3 separate regions of the Homo sapiens genome follow, and regions 2 and 3 are each linked to region 1. A link is a contact called in ENCODE Hi-C or POLR2A ChIA-PET data. All regions are on one chromosome and are shown on one strand. The core of a region is the stretch at or near the end of the contact, and the rest is flanking DNA. Distances in the headings are between cores, read along the strand shown. Region 1 has its middle 17 kb from the start of WDFY4. Region 2 overlaps VSTM4 (V-set and transmembrane domain containing 4). Region 3 overlaps VSTM4 (V-set and transmembrane domain containing 4).

Evidence for each region. A loop is a pair of places that touch in the nucleus more often than their neighbours do. ChIA-PET counts read pairs that join two places held with the same protein, here RNA polymerase II (POLR2A). Pooled maps may share reads with other maps.
Region 2: a pooled map shows a loop between it and region 1 (4-fold over the local background). The contact joins two enhancer-like sites. A Hi-C loop is called at or near these places in 2 of 50 pooled maps. POLR2A ChIA-PET finds 5 or more read pairs at or near these places in 2 of 52 experiments (Caco-2 and K562).
Region 3: a loop to region 1 is called in a pooled map, with 4 times the contacts of the local background. The contact joins two enhancer-like sites. A Hi-C loop is called at or near these places in 4 of 37 single-sample maps with no recorded cell type and 4 of 50 pooled maps.

The regions. Positions count from the first base shown.
Region 1 is chr10:48,666,775-48,669,541 of GRCh38, forward strand. No RefSeq gene overlaps it. Among named protein-coding and RNA genes, the nearest start is that of WDFY4, 17 kb to the right of the region's middle. RefSeq lists a silencer at 1,426-1,475 and an enhancer at 1,676-1,795. Within about 2 kb of position 1,362, at least 5 of the 41 ENCODE cell types and tissues checked have a DNase peak (open chromatin) inside an H3K27ac peak, as active enhancers do.
Region 2 is chr10:49,075,935-49,078,701 of GRCh38, forward strand. VSTM4 (V-set and transmembrane domain containing 4) reads right to left here. Exons shown (of 8, transcript NM_001031746.5): 4 at 1,285-1,392. Among named protein-coding and RNA genes, the nearest start is that of VSTM4, 38 kb to the right of the region's middle. Within about 2 kb of position 1,382, at least 2 of the 41 ENCODE cell types and tissues checked have a DNase peak (open chromatin) inside an H3K27ac peak, as active enhancers do.
Region 3 is chr10:49,051,806-49,054,572 of GRCh38, forward strand. All of the region lies in intron 5 of VSTM4 (V-set and transmembrane domain containing 4), which reads right to left. Among named protein-coding and RNA genes, the nearest start is that of VSTM4, 62 kb to the right of the region's middle. RefSeq lists enhancers at 1,613-1,712, 1,723-1,832. Within about 2 kb of position 1,411, at least 5 of the 41 ENCODE cell types and tissues checked have a DNase peak (open chromatin) inside an H3K27ac peak, as active enhancers do.

The DNA of each region.
Region 1 (2,767 bases), core at 112-2,611:
ATGTTCTATCTTTTCTTCATTGTCTGGGACATATGTGGCTGGATTAAGAGTTGCACAAGTGCGCAGTTGCAGCACTGGCCCTTCAAGTAATAGAGCCTGATATTTAAGTAAATGGTTAGCTGACAGCCACAAGTCTCCTTTAGCAGTGAGTATGCTGTTCATTTCATGAGATTTCCACACAGTAAGATCTCTTCCCTGTATTATTTTAACTGCTTCAGATACTAAGACTGGGCAGTTTGTAGCATTTCTCTCCAGCGTTTTGTCAGTGGATTGATTTGCCATGGATGCAGTGACAAAGCTGGTTATAAATAATGTTGAAGACTCACTATGTGCTGGGTGCTGGGAGCCATTCCACTGCTTCCCTTGAAACCACTCAGAAAGAAGGCTACTGCTGTAGTACCCATTGGATAGATGAGGAAGCCGAGGCTTACAGAACTGAAGGTCAGGCAGCCAGTAAGGCACAGAGGCAGGACTCCCACCCAGGCACTTCAACCCCAGAGCCGGTGCCTGCAGCCAGACTGCTCACCTGCTTTCTAACTTAACATTATAAATTAAGCATATCCTTACGGTATTAAAAATGATGTCTGAAACAGCATATTACTCACTGTATACCATGTTACTTTAAAGTCTAAGATTGAACACTTCAGATTATTTCCAATATGCAGAGAGCACTTTTCCACATGAGGAGTTACTTTTGTGTTTATTTATGGGCCCATATTCTTCTATCATTTAAAAAATGGTTTGAAGGCCGGGTGTGGTGGCTCACTCATGTAATCCCAGCACTTTGGGAGACCGAGGCGGGCAGATGGCCAGGTCAGGAGATCAAGACCGTCCTGGCTAACACCGTGAAACCCCGTCTCTACTAAAAATACAAAAAATTAACCAGGCGGGGAGGTGGGTACCTGTAGTCCCAGCTACTTGGGAGGCTGAGGCAGGAGAATGGCATGAACCCTGGAGGCAGAGCTTGCAGTAAGCCGAGATCGCGCCCTGCACTCCAGCCTGGGCGACAGAGCAAGACTCCGCCTCAAAAAAAAAAAAAAAAAAAGGTTTGAAGCAAATGTATAAGAAGCCTTCTCAATGTTGGATCATTTTCTTAGGATAAATTCACAGAAGGGTAAATAACAAATATTTTAATTTTGGGGTTTTTCACAAGAAATTTCTGGAAGCAAAAGGCAATTGATCTTGGTGGGTGACAAAGTTACGCCCATCAATATTTACAGCAATTATCCCCACATTTCACAGTTTCTCCGGAAGCACAGAGAGGCACTTCTGCAGAGGACCCAGCCAGTTATAATGAAACTGCCCGTGAATTTCTTCTCAAAACTTGAAGTGAATCTGCGGCTAAGGTTTGAGAATTCAAATGTGCCCCCTGGGCTGGTCCTTCAGCAGACGAGGGCAAAAAGCAGAAGTGGCTTCACCTCCCTGCCCTTCCCCATACCTCAGAATTGGGCTAGCTTTTGGTAGGCCCTGCTGCGGGTGGGTGGCATGGGTCATTTGAGCCACACGTCTTCTTGGTATTTGGTGGTGGGGATGGGGACTCCTCCTTAAGAAGCAAATATTGCCACTGTTTTGCCTTCCCTGGGCCTGATGTCATCCCAAATGTCGCAACTGCTCATGAGGGCAGGCAGGGAGGGTCCTACAACCCCTATTTATAGATGCAGAGGCTCTGGAAATAACCTGCCCTACCAGCTGCTTCTCACCCTGCTTCTCTGGTGATGAGTCCTTCTTATGTTACCAATGAGTCTGAAAACCCCTGGGACCCTATTGGCCCCAGAGCCAGGGAGGAAGAAGCATTCCTCTTCATTTCCTCCTACTCTCTTATGTGAGGTAGTGGTAAGATCAGACAAACCTCTGATATAGTGGTGTGCTGGTAAATGCTTAACCCACCCCTAAAAAAAAGAATATAAATATATATATATATATACATATTTATGATTGTTATAAATTTTACTGCTATAAAGGATGTGTAATGAACACTTTACAAATAATAATAATAAAACAGGCAATACTCTATGTTGTAAATTCCTTATAGTTGATTGATTCTAACAGAATGCTTTCACTGATTTTTGCCAAACATTGGTATCCCTAGCCAATCTATGGTCTCAATTTAACCATTATTTGACAAATGGAGTTGCATTCCAATCCACAGCACTTTATCTAATACATTTATAGTCATGAAATCTGATGTGTAATCTGCTGCTAAGTGATGTCTCCTTCCCATACAAACTATATTGATTATCCTGCAGCCACTTTCAGATTCAGCACTAGCTTATATTGGAACTTCACTCATTTGTCAACGGGTGTGAGTGACTTTGTTTACTTGGATAATAGTTTTCAAATATGGGAAAAATATTATCTCAATCTTTGCACTATTCACAATGCAAGGGCTATAGACATAGCACAATTTAAGTTTAATCTACATTATTAACCTCCCTTTTCTGAAGTCTAACGAACAAAACAATAAACCAAGCCCTTGTTTGTAGGGTTTTCCAATTTCCATGGTGTAAATTCTCCCTCTGTGGACAATTGGAAGCTACCAACATGACATCCCTACATGCAGAGTTGGGAAGGAACATGCAGTAGCCACCAGGATAGAGGGTTTCCACCACTCAGAACTACAGGCGTGCCTCGCCTATTTAGGTAACAGCAAAATGTAATAGAGTGGTGCATTTTGAGTATTAATTACCTTTGTATAATAACATAAGTTATTAAATTATATGTTTATATAATTTAATTTTAGTTTTAATGGCACAGAAGTATCTTTCTT
Region 2 (2,767 bases), core at 132-2,631, 410 kb after region 1:
TTTGTCAGGAGCTGAGTCCCTCTCTGCAGACCCCTGATGGTGACACCTCTCCCAAAGCTGCAGCTAACGCATGGTGCATTCCAGGAACCTCCCCTCTCCTTGTCCCTTAAGGTCTAGGATGGAAACAGCATCCCATGGGTACTTGTCATTGGATGTGTCACCTCCCTCATTGTCCCTTAGGCTTGCCCACACCCCTGCATTAATGCTGCACAGAGTCACTGTTGGAGTGGCCCCTCAAACTGTGACCACTGAATCTAATATTTCCAAGCTCTATGACCTTGAGCTAACAGTGACAATTATTGTGTATAATTAGAGCCATATGTCAACATAAAAGCAGGACATTCGCTGGAGCCTGTGTTACAGGTTTTAGCATCTTTCTTTTGGTAACTTAGTCCTCACTATGAGCCTGAGACTGGTGCACTCCTGCCTCCTCCATGTCGCAGATGAGGAAAGCAGGCACAGAAGGAGGTTGTCAGCCTGTAAGTAAGGGAGCCACTGGAACCGGAGTCGGTCCATTTCCAGAGCTCGGCTCTTACCCTGGTCATCTCTGGGAGCCACAGTGTCCCCAAGCTGTTTTGGAGATTCTGAAGCAGGATGCAGGGAGAGGCTCTCAAAGGAGACCTCCAACAGGAGCTGCTGGGCAAGTGAAATCGGGGCTCGGGGAGAAGCAGAGACTCTCGAGAAATCAGGCAGTGTTCATAGAGATATGAGAGTCATGAGAACTACACTTTCCTGAGAGGAAGGCAGGAAGGGGCTGAAGGCAGAGTGCAGAGAAACAGGGACACCAAAGTGAAAGGAGACGGAAGGGAACTCTCAGACTGGTCAGGGAAAGAACTGGGGAGACTTCCCAAGTGCCACCTGCCTGCCAGTGAACGCTCATAAGAACATTCCACTGAGGGAAGAGGGTGTCAATCTCCTTTCATAAATGAGGAAACCCATGTTCAGAATGGCTCGGGAACTTGCCCAAAACCTCAGCCTCAAACTGCAGAGTCAAAATCCAACCCTAGGCTCATCTGATGCCACAGACTCTTCAGGGAGATTGACAGCAGGAAGGGGCCTCAGAAACCGAGAAAGGGGAAATTCAGTGATGTCAATGATGGCCACAGTGTATTTTAGCAGAGTCCAAGGGAAACACAGCTTGCTCACTTTGCCCACAGTCACAGGTAAATAATCCCTGACTCACAATGCACTTTTCCACCAAGGTGGTACTTTGTCTAGCATCTTCCGCCCGTCTGTGGTCGGGGTGTGCTCCCATCCCAGACATGACCTTATCTGTTTTCTTACCTCTGGATTTCCGCTTGTTAAACACAGACTGCCAGACGATGACCAGCATGAAGAGCAGAATGCTGAGGATCCCCACGCAGCACACGAGGACAGCATACACATAGAGATCTGAAAGGCAAGGACAGACACGTGAGTCAGCCTTCTGGGGGCCGCAGCAGAAGTGCGCTGGCAAGAGAACAATCAGAATTGGAATATTTGAAATCCCAGTGCTACAGTCAACAAGGCAGTGTGGTATTGGTGCAAGGACAGACACAGATCAATGAAACAGAACAGAGAGCCCAGAAATAGACCCACACAGGCATGCTCAGTTGATTTTTGACAAAAGTGCAAAAGTAATTCAACGGCGGAAGGACAGTTTCTTCAATCAATGGTGCTGGGTCAATGGGACTTCCACTGGCAGAAAATAAAACTAAAATAAACCTCACCTTTTATTCAAAAATTAACTCAAAATGAACCACAAACCTAAATGTAAAATGTAAGCTAGAAGACTTCAGAAAAAACCCACAAGAAAAATCTTTGGGATCTAAGAATAGACAGAGTTCTTAGACTTGACACAAGAGGCACCGTCTATATTAGTAAAACTTGACATACTATACTTGACTTTACCAAAATTAAAAACTGATGTTCTGTAAACAAACATATAAAGAGGATAAAAAGTCAAACAGACTGGGAGAAAATATTTGTAAACCACATATCCAACAAAGGACTACTATCCAGACTCTAAAGAACTCTAAAAACTCAACAGCAAAAACCACACAATCCTGTTGGAGAAATGAAAAAAAAAAAAATACAGACATTTCACTAAAGAGAATGTACAGGTGGCAAACAATCCCATGAGAAAATGTTTGACTTCTATCGCTGTTAGAGAAATGCAAAATGCAACTACAGTAAAATATCCCTCATGCCTTTCAGGGTGGCTAAAATAAAAAATAGTGACATCCCCAAATGCTGGCAAGGATACAGATAAACTGGGTCACTCAGACGTGGCTGGTGGGAATGTAAAGAGGCTCAGCCACTCTAGAATAGAGCTTTACAGTTTCTCAAAGGAGACACCTGTAACAACCATTCAGCCCAGAAATTGCATTCCTTGCATTTGTCCCAGAAAAATGACAGCTTAAGTTCACATGGAAAACTGTACATGTATGTTGGGTAGCCAAAAACTGGAAACAGACCGGATATCCTTCAGCAAGTGAATAGTTAAACAAAGTGTGGTACATCCACACCACAGCATCCTCAGAAATAAAAAGAACAAACTATCGACACACACACCAACCTGGATGAATCTCCAGAGAAGTACGCTGAGTGAAAAAAAAAAAAAAATCCCAAAAGGTTACATTCTTGATATGACATTCTTCATCAATGTAACATTCTTGATATGACAAAATTATAGAAATAGAGAACAGATGAGTGGTTGCCAGCAGTTAAGAAGGGGGTGGTGGTGAGAAGAAAATGGGTTTGGCTACAAGGGCCACTTATAATGACA
Region 3 (2,767 bases), core at 161-2,660, 390 kb after region 1:
TATGAAAAAAGCTGCTATAAACATCCATGTGCAGTTTTTTTGTGTGTAGATACAAATTTTCAACCCTTCCTTGTTCATATATAGTGTTTTTTAAATCATATTATATTATAATTTTGTATTCTTAATTTACTTAATCTAAATTTTTCATATTTATATTCTCATACTATTCCAGTGAGGAAATAAGCCGATGTTTACTTAGCCATTTCCCTAACATCTAAAGATCTCATTTCTTTCTCAGTTTAATATAGAAATGACACTGCTAAAAATGTATTTGTGCATAATGGTTTTTTATTCTTAGACTTTCATTTTGGGGTTGAATTTCTAAAGCTGGAATTACCAGGTCATGGAAAAGGACCATTTTCAAGGCTATTTAATACTTACTGTCAAAATGATTTTTGACAAGTTAGTACTACACCACAGCTATGCCACTCAACAAATGAGAATACCTACGTCACCCTCCTTAACACCACTTGTCAATTTTTTTAAAATGACTCATTTAATGAAGAAAAAGCTGATTCCTTTTTGATTTGCATTTCTCTGATTTCTAGTGATAATGGACACTTCCCATGTTTGTCTAAGGAGTTTTCTCATTTATGATGGAAGGATAGCTCCTTCTCTTGATTTAGGATTTTTTTTTTTTTTGGATCTTGATTTAGGATTTTCTTGATTTCTGCTCTTGATTTAGGATCTTGAGCTTTTCTTACAGGTTTGCAAGCAACTTTTACACCATTTGGACATATTTATTGAAAAATATTTTTCCCAATTCCCTTTGAATTCTGGCTTTTTGTTCCATGCAGTTTTTTAATTTGTTTTTGCTAAAATCTTTTGACATTTTCCTTTCTTCTTTTGCCTCAAAACTTGGGTAGTCTCCCCAACTGCACCTTGCACGGTGTAGAATCAAATAATATTTCCACTTCCTATTCTCTTTTTGGATTTTTTTTAACTGTTTAATATAAAATGGAAGTTTCTGGAACATCATTTTTGTGCACTTATAACATTATGTTCAGGGATTTCCTTAAGGTGGAGAACACCTGCTTTGTCATCATAATTTTCCTTCAAAACAGTAAAACTGCACTAAATTTAATTTTAATTCATATTTCGACAATTTGATCTCATTTAGACAATGAATCACCACATTGACATAGGATAGACACTCTCTCAGAATCTTGTTTCTCCCCTTGAGCCAGCAGGACTGGTCGGAATATTTGGCAAGGAAAGTCCACCTTATGATTAACTTACAAGAAAAGTTATTCGACATCTCAGGTTGGAACAGGGCTATATTTTGTCTCTGACACAACAGAGCAAGCCTTGTTGGAGTGAGTCAAACCAAGAAAGACAGAAAACAGGCCCGCCCGGAAACTCCCTCTAAATTAGAGAGCTGTTTGATTAGAGAGAAGTGCTATTTGTGGGAGCTCATTGTGGAGCAAGGCTATTTTTCTGCCTCCAACAAGGGCAGGCAGGATGTCGCACGTGCAGAGGCCTTGCTGTAAGATGTACCAGGTTCCGGCCTGGCCACCTGCCAGAAGGAGCTTCTGTCCCACAAAGGCTTGGCAGTTTTGCTCCATGACACACAGCGGCTGGATTGAGTGAACAGGTGCTGAACAGGGGTCAAAAGGCCACTAAAGCTGATTCTACTTTGACCAGAGAGGTGACCCTGGGCAAGTCACTTACTTCCCCGGGCTTCCACCCACCAATCTGTAAAAGGGGAGGTGTATGTTGGCTATCTCTCTTGCAAAGTTATGAGGGTCAGATGAGAGAGCATAGCCTAAATTAGATGGGGTGTGAAACAGCTAAATAGCAACTGACCCTAGTCTCCAGGGTACAGGTGCAGTGTAGACGTTTCATGGTACTACCCAGGGAGGATGATGTTGCCACTTGGGTATTTCATGGTGCCCTTGTTTCAGCCCAGTGAGTAGGGCTGCAAGTTTCAACTTAGACATTGATCAGAAAGTCTTCCTGCCCAGGATATTACAGCATGACATCCCCTTGACAGCTGCCCTCCCACTAATAGAGCAGTGCTGGAAAGCACCGCTGCAGGACAGACCAGGCAGGTCATGAGAGAGGCTGCATTCCTGAGCGATGGGCAGCCACTCCAGAACACCAGGCAAAGCAGCCAACCTAGATTTTGCAAGGTATTGAACAAATTCTGAGCAACCATATTTTTCAGAAACTAAAGTTAACAACAGTAACAGCTATGTTTGTGTCCATCCTATGCAAGGCACTGTGGAAAGAGCTTGGTATCCGTGACCTCTGGCCCTCCTTGTTGCAAAAATGGGGCCTCAGAGAGATCAGGTCCTTCTCAAAAGTCACCAGCTGAGAAGGGGACATGGGACTTGATCCATGTTGGCCTGCTTCCTCTGGCCCTGAAGCAAGGACCCAGGACCCAGCCCAGATAACAGATAACAAGAACACTGGAACAGGAACAAGGTCAATAGAGCCAGAGCCACAGTGGCTACTCCCAGTTTAAACCATCTCCCTGAAGAGAAGTACCAGAAGGAGACATTAACATTCTACTGCATTTCAAGTCTGATTTAGATTCAGCGTGGGGAACCCACAGCACTGTTGCAGCTGCTCAAACTCCTGCCCCAAAGGGAGGAGGAGAGGCCAACCCAGGTAGTGGGGTCTTGGGGACTGAGGGTGTGGCTGGTGCCTAAGACCCAGGGCCATCCTGAGAAGGAAGCGCAGAGGAGGAAGGGGGCATGTGCCTGGAAATCGTCTGGAACAAGTGATGTCAGCTGCCAAAATGAAGGTGGGCATGGTGGGCTAG